Linked DNA regions of Homo sapiens: region 2 is linked to region 1. A link is a loop called in an ENCODE intact Hi-C map of the cell type or tissue named here. Cell type or tissue: mammary epithelial cell. All regions are shown on one strand.

What was found. Peaks named below come from ENCODE experiments on the same cell type or tissue, not always from the same donor. Only the 100,000 strongest peaks of a DNase experiment are listed, where the experiment ranks them.
Region 2: a loop joins it to region 1, with 12 times the contacts of the local background. A loop is called at or near these places in 3 of 110 quality-filtered maps.

The regions. Positions count from the first base shown.
Region 1 is chr16:58,302,774-58,310,773 of GRCh38, forward strand. No RefSeq gene overlaps it. Among named protein-coding and RNA genes, the nearest start is that of PRSS54, 12 kb to the left of the region's middle. In mammary epithelial cell, a CTCF peak has its summit at 3,742 (motif pointing left); no DNase peak of the experiment used is centred here.
Region 2 is chr16:58,245,870-58,253,869 of GRCh38, forward strand. CFAP263 (cilia and flagella associated protein 263) reads left to right here and starts at 4,067. Exons shown (of 9, transcript NM_014157.4): 1 at 4,067-4,246; 2 at 6,858-6,984. The coding sequence starts at 4,146. It overlaps LOC105371293 (a long non-coding RNA gene), which reads right to left and starts at 3,990. Exons shown (of 4, transcript XR_933630.2): 1 at 3,798-3,990; 2 at 3,224-3,535. RefSeq lists an enhancer at 242-301 and a silencer at 3,898-4,377. In mammary epithelial cell, no CTCF peak of the experiment used is centred here; a DNase peak (open chromatin) is centred at 4,092; H3K4me3 peaks cover 1,293 bases; H3K27ac peaks cover 620 bases.

The DNA of each region.
Region 1 (8,000 bases):
AAGTGTTTTTGTTTATTTGTTTGTTTGTTTGTTTTTCACAAGAAAGAAAACAAAACAGGGCCAGGCACGGTGGCTCACACCTGTAATCCCAGCACTTTGGTAGGCCGAGGTGGGCGGATCACCTGAGGTTGGGAGTTTGAGACCAGCCTGACCAACATGGAGAAACCCTGTCTCTACTAAAAATACAAAATTAGCCGGGCGTGGTGGCGCATGCCTGTAATCCCAGCTACTCGGGAGGCTGAGGCAGGCGAATAGCTTGAACCTGGGAGGCAGAGGTTGCGGTGAGCCGAGATCGCACCATTGCACTCCAGCCTGAGCAACAAGAGCGAAGACTCCATCTCAAAAAAAAAAAAAAAAAAAAGATAAAATACCAACAGAGTAAAGAGACAACTATGAAATGGGAAAAAATATTTTCAAACCATACATTCTGATAAGAGGTTAATATCCAAAATACATAAGAAACTCAAACAACTCAATAACAAGAAAATAAATCACCCAATTAAAAAATTGACAAAGAACCTGAAATAGGTATTTCTCAAAAGAAGACACACAAATGGCCCACAGGTATATGGAAAAAATGTTCAACATCACTAATCATCAGAGAAATGCAAATCAAAACTATAAATCATCTCACACCTGTTATTATCAAAAAGACAAAAACTAACAAGTGTTGGCAAGGATGTGGAAAAAAAGGAAATCTTGTACACTATTGGTGGGAATATAAAACCCATTATGGGAAGGAATATGGAAGTTCCTCAAAATATTAAAAATAGAACTACCCTATGATCTAGTAATCCCACTTCTGGGTGTGTATACAAATGAAATCACTGTGTCAATGAGATATCTGCACTCCTGTGTTCATTGCAGCATTATTCACAATAGCCAAGATATGAAAGCAACCTAAGTGTTCATCAATGGATAAATGGATTTAAAAAAACCCGTAGTACATATACACACAATAGAATGCTATTCAGCCTTAAGAAAGAAGAAAATTCATTTTCTTTCTTTTTTTTAAACATGGATATGTTCTTTAGTGGTGATTTCTGAGATTTTGGTGCACCCATCACCTGAACAGTATGCACTGTACCCAATGTGTAGTCTTTTATCCCTCACTGCCCCTTTTCCCTGAGTCCCCAAAGTCCACTGTATCATTCTTATGCCTTTGCATCCACATAGATCAGCTCCCAGTTATAAGTGAGAACATACGATGCTTGGTTTTCCATTCCTGAGTTACTTCACTTAGAATAATGGTCTCCAATTCCATCCAGGTTGCTGCGAATGCTCATTATTTCCTTCCTTTTTATCCACTCATATATATATATATATATATATATATATATATATATATATATATGCACACACACACATATATATGTATGTATGTATATATATAACATTTTATATATTATCTATATCTATATATAGATAGATAGATATAACATTTTCTTTATCCACTTTGGGTTGGTTCCATATTTTTGCAATTTTAAATTGTGCTGCTATAAACATGCATATGCAAGTATCTCTTTTGTATAATGACTTCTTTTCCTCTGGGTAGATACTCAGTAGTGGCATTGCTGGATCAAATGGTAGATCTACTTTTAGTTCTTTAAGGAATCTTCGCTCTGCTTTCCATAGTGGAAAGTTTACATTCCAACTAATGGTGTAAAAGTGTTCCCTTTTTACCACATTTGCACCAACATCTATTAATTTTTGATTTTTTTATTACAGCTATTCTTGCAGGAGTAAGGTGGTATTGCATTGTGGGTTTTGATTTGCATTTCCCCGATAATTAGTGATGTTGAGCTTTTTTTCATATGTTTGTTGGTCGTTTGTATATCTTCTTTTGAGAATTGTCTGTTCATGTTCTTAGCCTACTTTTTGATGGGATTGTTTGTTTTTTTCTTGATGATTTCTTTGAGTTCCTTGTAGATTCTGGATATTAGTCCTTTGTCAGATGCATAGCTTGCAAAGATTTTCTCTCACTCTGTGGGTTGTCTGTTTACTCTGCTAATTATTATTATTATCATCATTATTATTATTTTGTTGTGCAGAAGCTTTTTAGTTTAATTAAGTCCCATCTATTTAACTTTGTTTTTGTTGCATTTGCTTTGGATTCTTGATCAATAAGTCTTTGCCTAATACAATGTCTAGAAGGGTTTTTCTGATGTTATCTTCTAGGATTTTTATGGTTTCAGGTCTTATATTTAAGTCTTTGATCCATATTGAGTTGACTTTTGTATAAGGTGAAAGATGAGGATGCAGTTTCATTCTTCTACATGTGGCTTGCCAATTATCCCAGCACCATTTGTTGAATAGGATGTCCTTTCTCTACTTTATGTTTTCATTTGCTTTGTTGAAGATCAGTTGGCTGTAAGTATTTGGCTTTGTTTCTGGGTTCTTTATTCTGTTCCATTGGTCTGTGTGCCTATTTTTATACCAGTACCATGCTGTTTTGGTGACTATAGCCTGATAGTATAGTTTGAAGCTGGGTAATGTGATGCCTCCAGGTTTGTTCTTTTTGCTTAGTCTTGCTTTGGCTATGTGGGCTCTTTTTTGGTTCCATATGAATTTTAGGATTGTTTTTTTCTGTTCTGCGAAGAATGATGGTGGCATTCTCATGGGCATTGCATTAAATTTGTAGATTGCTTTTGGCAGTTTGGTCATTTTCACAGTATTGATTCTACCCATCCATGAGTATGGGATATGTTTCCATTTGTTTGTGTCATCTATTATTTCTTTCAGCAGCGTTTTGTAGTTTTCCTTGTAGAGGTCTTTTGCCTCCTTGGTTAGGTATATTCCTAAGTATTTTAGTTTTTTGTAGCTATTATAGCTATTGTAAAAGGGGTTGAGTCCTTAATTTGATTCTCGGCTTGGTCATTGTTGGTGTAAAGCAGTGCTACTAATTTGTGTACATTAATTTTGTACCTGAAACTTTACTGAATTCATTTATTAGTTCCAGGAGCTTTTTAAATGAGTCTTTAGGGTTTTCTAGGTATATAATCATATGATCAGCAAACAGTGACAGTTTGACTTCCACTTTACTGATTTAAAGTGGAGAGAAATAAAGAAATAAATATCTCCTTTAAAGAAATAAAGAGCATCTCTTGTCTGATTGCTCTGCCTAGAACTTCCAGTACTGTGTTGAATAGAAGTGGTGAAAGTGTGCATCCTTGTCTTGTTCCAGTTCTCAGAGGTAATGCTCTCAATTTTTCCCATTAAGTATAATGTTGGCTATGGGTTTAGAAAATTCATTTTCAACTGCATGAACGAATCTGTAGGATATTATGCTAAATGAAATAAGCCAGACACAGAGTGACAAATGCTGAGTGATCTTGTTGATATGTGGAATCTAAAAAAATCGAACTCAGGAGCAGAGAACACAATGGTGGTTGCCAGGGGCTGGGGGTGGGGACCTGGGGAGATGTTGCTCAAAGAGTACAAAAATTTGAGTTAGGTAGGATGAATACCTGGAGATCTATTGTACAATATGGTTGCTATAGTTAATAATAACGTATTATGTTATTGAAAATTACTGAGAGGAGATATTGAATGTTCTCACCACACACAAAGATAACTATGTGAGGTCATGGATATGTTAATTTACTTAATTGTGGTATAATCATTTCACAACATATACATATATTTAAGATCACATTGTGCACTGTAAATATACACAATTTTTTTTTTTTTTTGAGATTGAGTCTTGCTCTGTCAACAGGCTGGAGTACAGTGGCGCCATCTCCTGGCTCACTGCAACTTCCACCTACCTGGTTCAAGTGATTCTCCTGCCTCAGCCTCCCCAGTAGCTGAGATTACAGGAGTGCACCACCATGCCCAGCTAATTTTTGTATTTTTAGTAGGGACGAGGTTTCTCCATGTTGGCCAGGCTGGTCTCAAACTCCTGACCTCAGGTGAGCCACGTGCCTTGGCCTCCCAAAATGCTGAGATTATAAGCGTGAGCTACCATGCCTGGCCAAATATACACACTTTTCATTTGTCAATTATACCTCAATAAAGCTGAGAAAAAATAAAAGGACAAAAAAGGAGATTCTAATAAATAATATAATATAATAAATTCCTCTAACGTTTCAAAAAAAAAGAAAGAAATTGACATTATTGGTGAAGGTGAAGTCTCTAGCATGGCCGAGACAGGCAGCCTTTTTCCCTTCTCCCTCCCCAAGGTCATCACTACAACAACAACACTGCTGTTTTTACACTTTTACTACAAATTACATGTATCCATAAACAACATGCTGCATTGTGTGTGTTTTTTAAATGGGCTCACACCATACATATCATTCTGCTGCTTGCTCTTTTTTTTTTCTTTTTTCTTTTTTGAGATGAAGTCTCATTCTGTCACCCAGGCTGCAGTGCAGTGGCAAATCGGCTCACTGCAACCTCTGCCTCCCAGGTTCAAGCAATTTTCCTGCCTCAGCCTCCCAAGTAGCTGGGATTACAGGTGCCTGCCACCACGCCTGGCTAATTTTTTGTATTTTTAGTTGAGATGGGGTTTCACCATGTTGGCCAGGCTGGTCTCAAACTCCTGACTTCAAGTGATTCGCCTGCCCCGGCCTCCCAAAGTGCTGGGATTACAGTTGTGAGCCACCATGCCCGGCCTACTGCTTGCTCTTTCATCATTATTTCAAGATTTAGTCCATTCATTTTCATTGCTGTCAAGTATTCTATCCCATAAACACACCTCAATTTATTGATTCATTCCCCTGCCCATGGACATTTGCATTGTTGCCAATTTCTAAAATATTAACAAATAATCCTGTAGTAAACATTGTTGTACCATTATCCATATGCAAGTGTAAAGGATGTAAACCAAAAATAAAATTCTAAGCTTGCTAACCATCTGAATGGACAGGGCATTCCAAAGTTAACCTGAAAAACTAGCTCAGGCCATGATGGGAAGAGGGAGTCAGACAGGCCTCATTATACCTTTCTGTCTTGGAATTCAGACCCAGCTGACCAGTACTGATATCAACACAGACCTTAAGACTGATAGAACAGACTCTTTAAGTCTGATAAGAAACATTTACAATCTATTCTTTCTGAAGCCTGCTATCTGGAGGCTTCATCTGCATAAAACCTTGGTCTCTACAACCCCTATTATAACCCAGACATTCCTTCCTATTGATTCCAGGTCTTTAGATAATAACTCTTTCAACCAATTGCCAATCAGAAAATCTTTGAATCTGCCTATGACCTTGAAGCTTTGAAATTATTGGTAAAGTAATATTAGGAATGTCTTAAGAATTGTCAGCATTTTTTGTTTGCATTTATTAAGCAGTTTCATACTTATCTCTGCTAAACACTACACTGTGTCAAAATTTGACATAAGGGCTAGAAAAGTATGAAACCAGCCCATGACAGAATGATTCTTTGCTTGTGTAATTTTTTTTTTTTTTTTTTTGAGAGAGAGTCTCCCTCTGCTGCCCAGGCTAGAGGGCAGTGGTGCAATCTTGGCTCACTGCAACCTTAGCCTCCCAGGTTCAAGCGTCTCCTGCCTCGGCCTACCGAGTAGCTGGGACTACAGGCACGTGCCACCACACCTGGATAATTGTTGTGTTTTTAGTAGAGACAGGGTTTTGCAATGTTGGCCAGGCTGGTCTCAAACTCCTGACCTCAGGTGACCCACCCACCTCAGGCTCCCAAAGTGCTGGGATTACAGGTGTGAGCCACTGCACCTGCCCTGCTTGTGTAATTTTTGATAAATAAGACATCTAATATCACTGGTTCAATGAAAACAACTAAATCCTATGTTATTGGTAAAATGCCCATATATTTAACCTTAAGTTTTTTACTTAGATAAACAGTGAAATTCACAGGCCATAAAGGTTGTTAAGAGAAAAATAACTTTAAATGATGACTATCACAGTTTTCATAATAATCTAGGTAAACTATTAAAAACAAAATAAGTAATCAGGTAAATGTAATAGAATAAATGCTTGTAAACAAATGTCATATAATATAGAATCTAAGGTTATATTAAAAAATATTCATTAAATTTCTGAGTAATTTCAAATTTAAAAGATTATAGGAAAACCTTTTTCTAAAAAAAGTATACTCTTGTTAAAAGGTAAATAATTTCTGTCTAATTCAAAGGTCATTTAAAGGTTATATATAAAACAAGGTGAAAAGAACCAGAAAAATAACTTTATATCTATATCTTTTTATATCTATAACTTTCTTTATAGTTTACTTTCTTTATAGGTACTTTTGGTAAGAAAGGTTAAAAGAAAAATAACTTTGTATGACAGAGAATTGTATATTGCAAATTTTTGTCTTAAAATAAAATGACTGGTTGTTTAAAAAAGAGGGATGTTGGCCAAGCACAGTGGCTCATGCCTGTAATCCTAGCACTTTGGAGGGCCGAGGCAGGCAGATCAACTGAGGTCAGAAGTTCAAGACCAGCCTGGCCAACATGGCAAAACCCCATGTCTACTAAAAATACAAAAATTAGCCAGGCTTGGTGGTGGGCACCTGTAATCCCAGCTACTCAGGAGGCTGAGGTGTGAGAATCACTTGAATGAGACATGAGAATCACTTGAACCCGGGAGGCGGAGGTTGCAATGAGCCAAGATCGCGTCACTGCATTCCAGCCTGGGTGACAGAGCCAGACTCCATCTCAAAAAAAAAAAAAAAAAAAGAAAAAGAAAGAGGGATGTTTAGGACAAACCAGAAAGCCCAAGCATGTTATGAATGATTGTGTAAGTTGTAATAAGGTTAGTAAAAAAGGAATTTTTTTTTTTTTTTTTTTTTTGAGATGGAGTCTCACTCTGTTGCCTGGGCTGGAGTGCAGTGGTGCGATCTTGGTTTACTGTAAGCTCTGCCTCCTGGGTTCATGCCATTCTCCTGCTTCAGCCTCCCGAGTAGCTGGGACTACAGGCGCCTGCCACCATGCCCAGCTAATTTTTTTGTATTTTTTTTAGTAAAGACGGGGTTTCACCGTGTTAGCCAGGATGGTCTGGATCTCCTGACCTCGTGATCCACCTGCCTTGGCCTCCCAAAGTGTTGGGATTACAGGCATGAGCCAACATGCCTAGCCAAAAAGGAATTTATTTTTAAAATGTTATGATTAAGTTGGCTATAATTAAAAGGGAAATATATGGCCAGGTGTAGTGGCTCATGCCTGTAATCCCAGCACTTTGGGAGGCTGAGGTGGGTGGATCACCTGAGGTCAGGAGTTCGAGACCAACCTGGCAAAACCTGGTGAAACTCCGTCTCTACTAAATATACAAAAATTAGCTGGGCGTGGTGGCAGGCGCCTGTAATCCCAACTACTCAGGAGGCTGAGGCAGGAGAATCACTTGAACCCTGGAGGCGGAGGTTGCAGTGAGCTGAGATCATGCCATTGTGCTCCAGCCTGAGTGACAGAGCAAGACTCCATCACAAAAAAAAAAAAATTGGGAAATATGTCTTTCTAGAAATTGGACTTTGATATCAAAAATACACCAATACAAAACTAAAGGATTGGTTAGAATAAGATTTTATTTAAAATATTGACTTATTCTTAATGCAAGAAGTTTTAAATTTTTAAATTCCATAACCTTTTTCTTTTTGAAAATTCTTCAGATTGATATCTCATAAGTTCAATTTCTGCCGTACTCCACTGCCTCAGCTCTTTCTCTCTTTTGAGAAGGCCTGGGATGGGAACTCTCTCTTTCAACTTTTGTTGGCTCCTATAATTTTTTTTTTTAAATAGTCTAATGTAAGGGAGATAATTTTGGAAACAGGCAAATGAAAAATCTTATGGGATCTGCCTTTGTATGTCTGCTATGTCTATATGCTTGTATGTGTCATGTGGAAGTAAGATTTCACTACCAAACTATAAAAAGAGCTCTAATCAGTTGGCTTAAAATAAGTGTTTATCAGACTAATAACAGCTAGCTCAGATGCCTTTTAGTTCACATGACTTTAGTAATATTTGGTAAGATTAATTTGGTAAATATAATTGCAAACATTTTCTTCAGTAGTTTAAAATCTTAAAGTCA
Region 2 (8,000 bases), 57 kb before region 1:
AGAATCGCTTGAACCAGGGAGGCAGAGGTTGCAGTGAGCCTAGATGGCACCATTATATTCCAGCCTGGGCAACAGAGTGAGACTCCATCTCACAAAATAAATAAATAAATAAATAAATAAATAAATAGATAAATAAAAAATTAAGGCAGTGATGTCCATCAATGGATGAATGGATAAACAAAAGTGGTGTATCTATACAACAGAATATTATTAAGCCTTAAAAAGAAGGGAAATTCTGACACATGCTGCCATACAAATGAACCTTAAAGACATGCTAAGTGAAATAAGCCAGTCACAAAAAGACGATAGTATATGACCCTGCTAATGTAAGGTACCTAGAGTAGTCAAATTCATAGAGACAGAAAGTAGAACTGTGGTTGCCAGGGACTGGAGGGAGGGGGAAGCAGGTATAGAGTTTTATAATGAATATAGAGTTTCCATTTTGCAAGATAAAAAAGTTCTGGGGATTGGTTGCACAACCATGTGATCATACTTAACACTACTGTATTGTACACTTAGAAGTGGTTAAGATGGGCTGGGCGCTGTGGCTCACGCCTGTAATCACAGCACTTTGGGAGGCCGAGGCGGGTGGATCACGAGGTCAGGAGATCAGGACCATCCTGGCTAACACGGTGAAACCCCATCTCTACTAAAAATACAAAAAATTAGCTGGGCGTGGTGGCGAGTGCCTGTAGTCCCAGCTACTCGGGAGGCTGAGGAAGGAGAATGGCATGAACCCGGAAAGGGGAGCTTGCAGTGAGCCGAGATCGCGCCACTGCACTCCAGTCGGGGCGACAGAGCGAGACTCCATCTCAAAAAAAAAAAAAAGAAGTGGTTAAGATGGTAAATTTTACAGGCCGGGTGCGGTGGCTCACACCTCTAATCCCAGCACTTTGGGAGGCCAAGGCGGGTGGATCACGAGGTCAAGAGTTTGAGAACAGCCTGACCAACATGGTGAAACCCCGTCTCTACTAAAAATACAAAAAATTACTCAGGCATGGTGGCAGGTGCCTGTAATCCCAACTACTCGGGAGGCTCGGGCAGGAGAATCGCTTGAACCCAGGAGGTGGAGGTTGCAGTGAGCTGAGATCACACCATTGCCCTCCAGCCTGGGCGACAAGAGTGAGAATCCATCTAAAAAAAAAAGATGGTAAATTTTATGTTATTATTTTTTTCTTTTTCTTTTCACCTGCCTCAGCCTCCCAACGTGCTAGGATTTAGAGGTGTGAGCCACTGCGCCCGGCCATGTTATGTATTTTTTAACCACAATTTTTAAAACATGTAAAGCAGCTTGACCAGCAAGGTGATCCAAACAATATTTTTGTTTGGCAAATGCAAACTTTAGTTCATACATGTAATATGTTACCAAATTAGAATAATATCTTTAAGATTGAAATTTATTCTTTGTGTTGGTTTGAGTCCTCCAAACCAAGATAAAATTAGACATGAAGAGATCTCTTTCTTGGGGAAATCGTCTGTGATGGACAAAGGAGAGGAAGCTGGAGTAGACAAGGACAGCCTCCCACTGTGATGACATCTGGGAGAGGACGGAGTGAGGGCCAGGGAGCAGGCATCCCAGATCAAAGCACGGCGCTAACAAAGTTCCAGCCAGCCTGATCGGGAGTCTTTGAGTCCATGATGCCAATTAGGCCAGGTACAGTGGCTAATGCCTGTGATCCCAACACTTTGAGAGGCTAAGGCAGGAGGAGCGCTGAAGGGTAGAGTTCCAGACTAACATGGGCAACATAGCGAGACCCCCATTTCTACAGAAAAACAAAAAACAAAAAACAAAACAAAACAAAAAACAGAGAGAGAAAGAAAAAAAAAAATTAGCCAGGCATGGTGGCATGCATCTGTAGTCCCAGCAACTCTGGAAGGTGAGGTAGGAAGATTGATTGAGCCCAGGAATTCAAGGCTGCATTGATCTATGATCGTGCCACTGCACCGCACTCCAGCCTGGGCAGCAGAGTGTGATCCTGTCTCAAAAAAGTAAAAATAAACTCTCCCTTCCAAAAAAAAAAAAGAACAGAGTTTCCAATTAGATGTGTCCCCTGGGGCCATTTCTCTCTCCACACAAAATAGATGACCAGCCACACCACCACTCACAACTCTGCCAGTTGGGAAGCTTTCCCTCTCTACTGTCTTTCACTACCTTTCGTGAAGTGGTTGTAATGCAGCCACTGTCCATTTTTGGCTTCCAAGCCAGCCCATCTGTAAACTGAGCTCAAGCCTTTGCCTTCTCTTCCAGGTGGTCATGAACTCCCCAAGCCCCTGCAAATATAGTGATAAATTTGAGCTGGGGGAGGGATCCTGGTGCAAATGTGGTGGGTGCCATGTTGGTCTGGGCTACCTGCTCATGCAGCTTACTCATGCTTTCTGGTCCTGCTGGAGCCCAATGCTGGATTAACCATTTCCATTTGCAATGGACTGAGGCTGGGCCTGTCCTGCTTAATAACTCAGCTGGTAGAGGGCAGGACTGGATGCATGGTCACTTGGTACCCCATATATCCAGCGTTCTGTCTCTACCAGGGTATAGTAACAGGCCAGGAGTTATTTCTCAAAAGACACGTAATTCTCTGCTGTGGATTGTATGGTCTTGTTTCAGAATCCTGGGTCCTTTATTGTGATTCTCCTGCTGGGTCTTGCTTTAAGATTCCTGCTGCATCTTTTTTCACCACTGACACCCCCAATGCCATAGAGTCTGTTGTATCACACAGCCCAGTTGGCAGGGCTGTTTGCATCATAGCCTCGAATTGCTACAGAGCCCATTCTTGCTCTGGGTTCACTTGGAGCTGGCATCTATTTATGTCACCTGGGGATAGCATCCATTTGTGTCACCTTGTATATGGACATATTAAGTATTGCTAAATGTGGTCTGCATTGTCCCTAGAACCTAAAGAGGCCTACCACCAGAGAGAAGGTGGTAGGGCTCCAGCTCTCTGCTGTCATCTCCAGTGATTCTATTCTGGCCCCAACCTTGTGCACCCTGAGCAGCAAAACAAAAACCCTCCCTCAGATCCAGGGAGTGCCTGTCAATGCTAATGCATGCCCCTTGCAGGGGAAGGGGGCTGACCCGCTCCCCAAGCACTTCATCACAGCTTGCTTTCTAAGCACATCCAGAGTTCACCCTCCCTAGGAGAAGTCTCCCCGTCCTGCCCTCTGTCCTCTTTCATCCCCATGGGGAGCAGAGAGAGAGCTCCTGTGTTGCCTCCCTGATCCTTACCATGTCCCACATCAGCGTAGAAGTTAACAGCATGGACTTTGGGTTCCACCGGAGCTTGATTCCATTCTTGAGTGGAATGGAACCTAAGCTACTCCATTCCTTGGTTTTCTGATCTGTAAGATGACGGCAATAATACCAACTGTACCAGATTGTTTTGAGGATTTAAGGAGATGACTACGATGCACAGTGTGACGCATGATGTTGCTGTCATCACCCCAGGTTCCAGCGGCTTGTTTAGAGGCTGTTTCACTCATTTAATTGGAAGCTCCTTGAAGATCAGAATGGTCTTTTCCAGACATTCCCCCTAGGATACTAAGGACACAGTAGATATTCAGTAACTATTTAGGGATGTCTCTTGAATGTATACCCATTTTTATCAGCCACGTTTTTTTCCTTCCAGAAATGCAGGATGTTAATATCTGAGAGGAGCTGCTGTTAGCATGTAGGAAGCACCAGGTGGTGAACAGAGCAGGGGCCTCCCAGTGGGACAGGGGAAGAAGGACACTATGATAAATCGTGTTAATTTTCTAGGCCCCAGTTTCCTTATTGGGAGAATGGAGAGATTGATAGATACCATTACAAGGTTGTGGCGAAGGTTTTCATAAACTATGCTTAACACGCTGCCAAGGACACAGTAAGGGCTGAGAAACAGCAGCTGCTATTATTACTATCAATTTAAGAGTTATTGTTAAAGAAGTGAAACTGAACGCGCTTAGGTGTGCGCTCAAAGCCAGCAACCTGGCTGGGTCCGCACGGAGACAGGCGGGGCAGCGCGGGGAGGGGCCACCGGAAGCCCCACCCCTTTCCTCGCGTCCGGTCGCCCGGGCAACGCGCCACCGCGTCGCAGCCGGAGTGACGCGTGGCCGCCGGCACCCGGAGCTCCTGGGCACACGGCATTGGCAGGGGCCGCTTCGGCAGAGTGATGACTGATGATGAGTCCGAGAGCGTCCTCTCCGACTCCCATGAAGGGTCGGAGCTGGAGCTGCCTGTTATCCAGCTGTGCGGGCTGGTGGAGGAGCTCAGGTACCGCCGCCCGCGCCTGGGGGCCGCCCCTCTTCCTCCTAGGCCCTCCTCTCCGGGCGGCCTCGGACTTGGGGACCAGCATGGAGAAGATCCAAGCCCTCACTGAGCACTGGGGAGACTTTTCCTCTTTACTCCTTACTCCACCACCACTGAGCCAACAAGCTGTTGGTGGAGCTAGAACGGGGTGGTAGGGCGAGGGGATGGGGCCGGTGGTGAGAAGCCCAGAGGGTAATTGGGGAAGTGAGGGTTTCAGCCGGAGGAGTCTCTCTCATGCCAGACGGTGTGCTTAGCCGATCCACAATTCTACAGCAGCAATTTGGACCAGGTGACTTCTAAGCCCTTTTCTGATGCTAAGATTCTATGATAAGGCTGGGCGCGGTGGCTCACGCCTGTAATCTCAGCACTTTAGGAGGCCGAGGCGGACGGATCGCTTGAGGTCAGGAGTTCGAGACCAGCCTGGCCAACATGGTGAAACCCCGTATCTACTAAAGATACAAAAATTAGCCAGGCGTGGTGGCGCGTGCCTGTAATCCCATCTACTCTGGAGGCTGAGGCAGGAGAATCACTTGAACTTGGGAGGCGGAGGTTGCAGTGAGCCGAGATTGTGCCACTGCACCCCAGCCTGGGCAACAGAGAGGGACTAAGTCTCAAAAAAAAAAAAAAAAAAAATTATATGATAAAACTAACACGGCAGCAGAATAGAAAGCAAGCTATTGAGATGGTTTTAGTATGAGGCAATGTGTGCCTGAACCTGGATATAAGCATGGAGATGGACAGTAAAGAATGGCCCGATAGTCTGCGTTTATTTTGTTTTATTTTATTTTGCAGTCTGCTTTATATATTCTACTATAGCAAGTAAATTGGATATAAAGATTCCATGATGTAGTTAAGATTAGTTGTACAACTTACTGGTCTTGCACAGAATATCCTAGCTCTAGCAGCTGAATAGATGTTACTTCTATACATCTACAAATACTTTAGGTCAGAACTGAGGTATTATTACTAACAGCTCTCATTTTTGAGTGTTTCTATGTACCATGCATTTACATATATGATCTTATATGATGACACTGCAACCCTAGGAAGTGGGTAAGGAAACAAAGACGCAGAGGTGAAGTCACTTCCCTAAGTTCACACAGTCAGTGGTAGTGCTGGGATTCAAACTCAGGTGTGACTCCACAGACTACATACACCTGGAGCATGCTCTATGCTGAAAAAGCAAGCTACTTTGATAGATTGTGTTTTCCATTCAGCTTTTTCCACTAGTTTGTTTTGTTTTGTTTTGTTTTTGATACGGAATCTCACTCGCTCTGTCGCCCAGGCTGAAGTACAATGGCATGATCTCGGCTCACTGCAACCTCTGCTTCCCAGGTTCAAGTGATTCTCCTGCCTCAGACCCCTGAATAGCTGGGATTACAGGCACCTGCCACCACACCCAGCTAATTCTTGTACTTTTAGTAGAGATGGGGTTTCACAATGTTGATCAGGCTGGTCTCGAACTCCTGACCTCAGGTGATCCACCTGCCTCGGCTTCCCAAAGTGCTGGGATTACAGGTGTGAGCCACCACACCTGGCCCCACTAGTCTTAAAATTCAGCCAAACAGGAATTATTAAAAGTAATAGCAAAAACTGCAATTACTTTTGTACCAACCTAATAGATTAATAACACATGAAAACATCAAAGCTGTTCTCTCTCTCATATACATATACATACATATGTGTGTGTAACACACACACACATACACACGTATGAGAAGTTAAGAAGTTAAAAAGGTTATAACCTTGGCATATACAGGATAAACTAGGTATGTTATCTCTTCCTCTGTTCAAAGTTTTCCAGAGTTTATGATAAACTTCTGGTTGATACTTTTCATCTATTGGGTACTGAAAATAAAAGAACTGAAAAACAAACCAAAGGAAACATCTGAAGATTGTGGGTGTGTTTAACTTCAAGAATATAGTAATTCAGGTTGGGCACAGTGGCTATTATTGCCTATAATCTCAGCACTTTGGGAAACCAAGGTGGGAGGATCACTTTAGGCCAGGAGTTCATGGCCAGCCTTGACAACATAGCAAGATACCACCTCTACAAAAAAAATTATAAATTAGCCAGGCATGGCATTGTGCACCTGCAGTCCTAGCTACTTGGGAGGCTGAGGCAGGAGGATTGCTTGATCCCAGGAGTTCCAGGTTACAGTGAGTGCAACAGAGTAAGACCCTGTCTCTTAAACAAATAAAATATATATATGTATATATATAATATATAGTAATTCAGAAATAATCTCCCACATGGGTTCAATGATACTTGAAGATGAAACCTATGAGAATTTTCAATGTAATACTAGTGTTCTGAATTTTGTGGCTCATTAAACATATTAATAAAAATATCAAATATATAGCACTTACTATGTGTCAGGCACTGTGCCAGAGGCTTTGTCTTCCTTATTGGAACCCTAAAAGTTAAGTGCTATTCTTAATACCCATTTTATAGGTGAGGAAACTAAGGCACCAAGGGGCTAACGGGTTTTGCAGGTCTACTAGTTATTAAACACTAGTTATTTGAGGTTTAAACTCTTATTACTAGAACTTACTCAGGTACCCTGTCTTGCAGCTATGTAAACTCTGCTCTCAAAACTGAGACTGAGATGTTTGAGAAATATTACGCTAAACTGGAGCCCAGGGATCAGCGACCTCCACGATTATCAGAAATTAAAATATCAGCAGCAGATTATGCACAGGTACACAATGGAGATCTAGATCATTCTTTTATTGTTTGTCACCTTAAATGCAAGTGGTATTTGTTTATCTGCCTTTGGTGCGCCCTCTGTGGCCAATTGACCATGGGACCTTCTCCCTGTTTTACTTTTGATTTTTCTTTGCCCTCTAGGGTTTCTCTTTCAAGTGACTGTGAAAGAAACTGGGTTCAGTTAATAGTGGATTGACTCTCCCAGCATATCTTAGTTTACTTGAAAGAATTCCCTTTGGCTAGGTGCAGTGGCTTAGGCCTGTCCCAGTGCTTTGGGAGGCTAAGGTGGGAGGATCACATGAGACCAGGAGTTCGAGACCTTCCTGGGCAATATTGCAAGACCCCATCTTTACAAAAGAAAATTCTTAAATTAGCCAGATGTGGTGATATGCACCTGTAGTTTTAGCTACTTGGGAGGCTGAGGTGGGAGGATTGCTTGAGCCCAGGAGTTTGAGGCTGCAGTGAGCTATGATCACACTGCTACACTCCAGCCTGGGCAACAGAGCAAGACTCTGTCTCAAAAAAATTAAAAAAAAAAAAGAATTCATTTAAATTGAGGGACTCAACTGTTTACAAGGCCCAGCCAGCCACCTAAATGAGGAAAGTGGGCCTAGCACAGGCCCTTGTCTCAAAGGGGTTATCTGTATAGGCTTATCCTTTGAGGGCCAAGCAAACCCATATGTACCCTGGACCACCCGCTTCTGACCTTTGCCTTAAATGCATAGAAAGTCCAAGATGTTTGTTTGTCTGTTTTGCTGAACACAGTCCCCCACGGATGCAGTTTCTTTCCTGTGTTCAGCTCAGGAAGTACCTCTGAGCTTTCCCCTGTCTTTGACTTGAATGCTAGTCTATAGCAGGTTCACAGCCTTTCCACCTTCAAGACGTTTACCCTTATTTATTTTCACTTCATTGTCAAACATAGGCCTTTGAAGTATTTAGTGCAGGGGCTTAGGATGACTTGAGAAATAAATGTCAGCTCAGGCCTAATATCCAGCATCCTTTTACCAT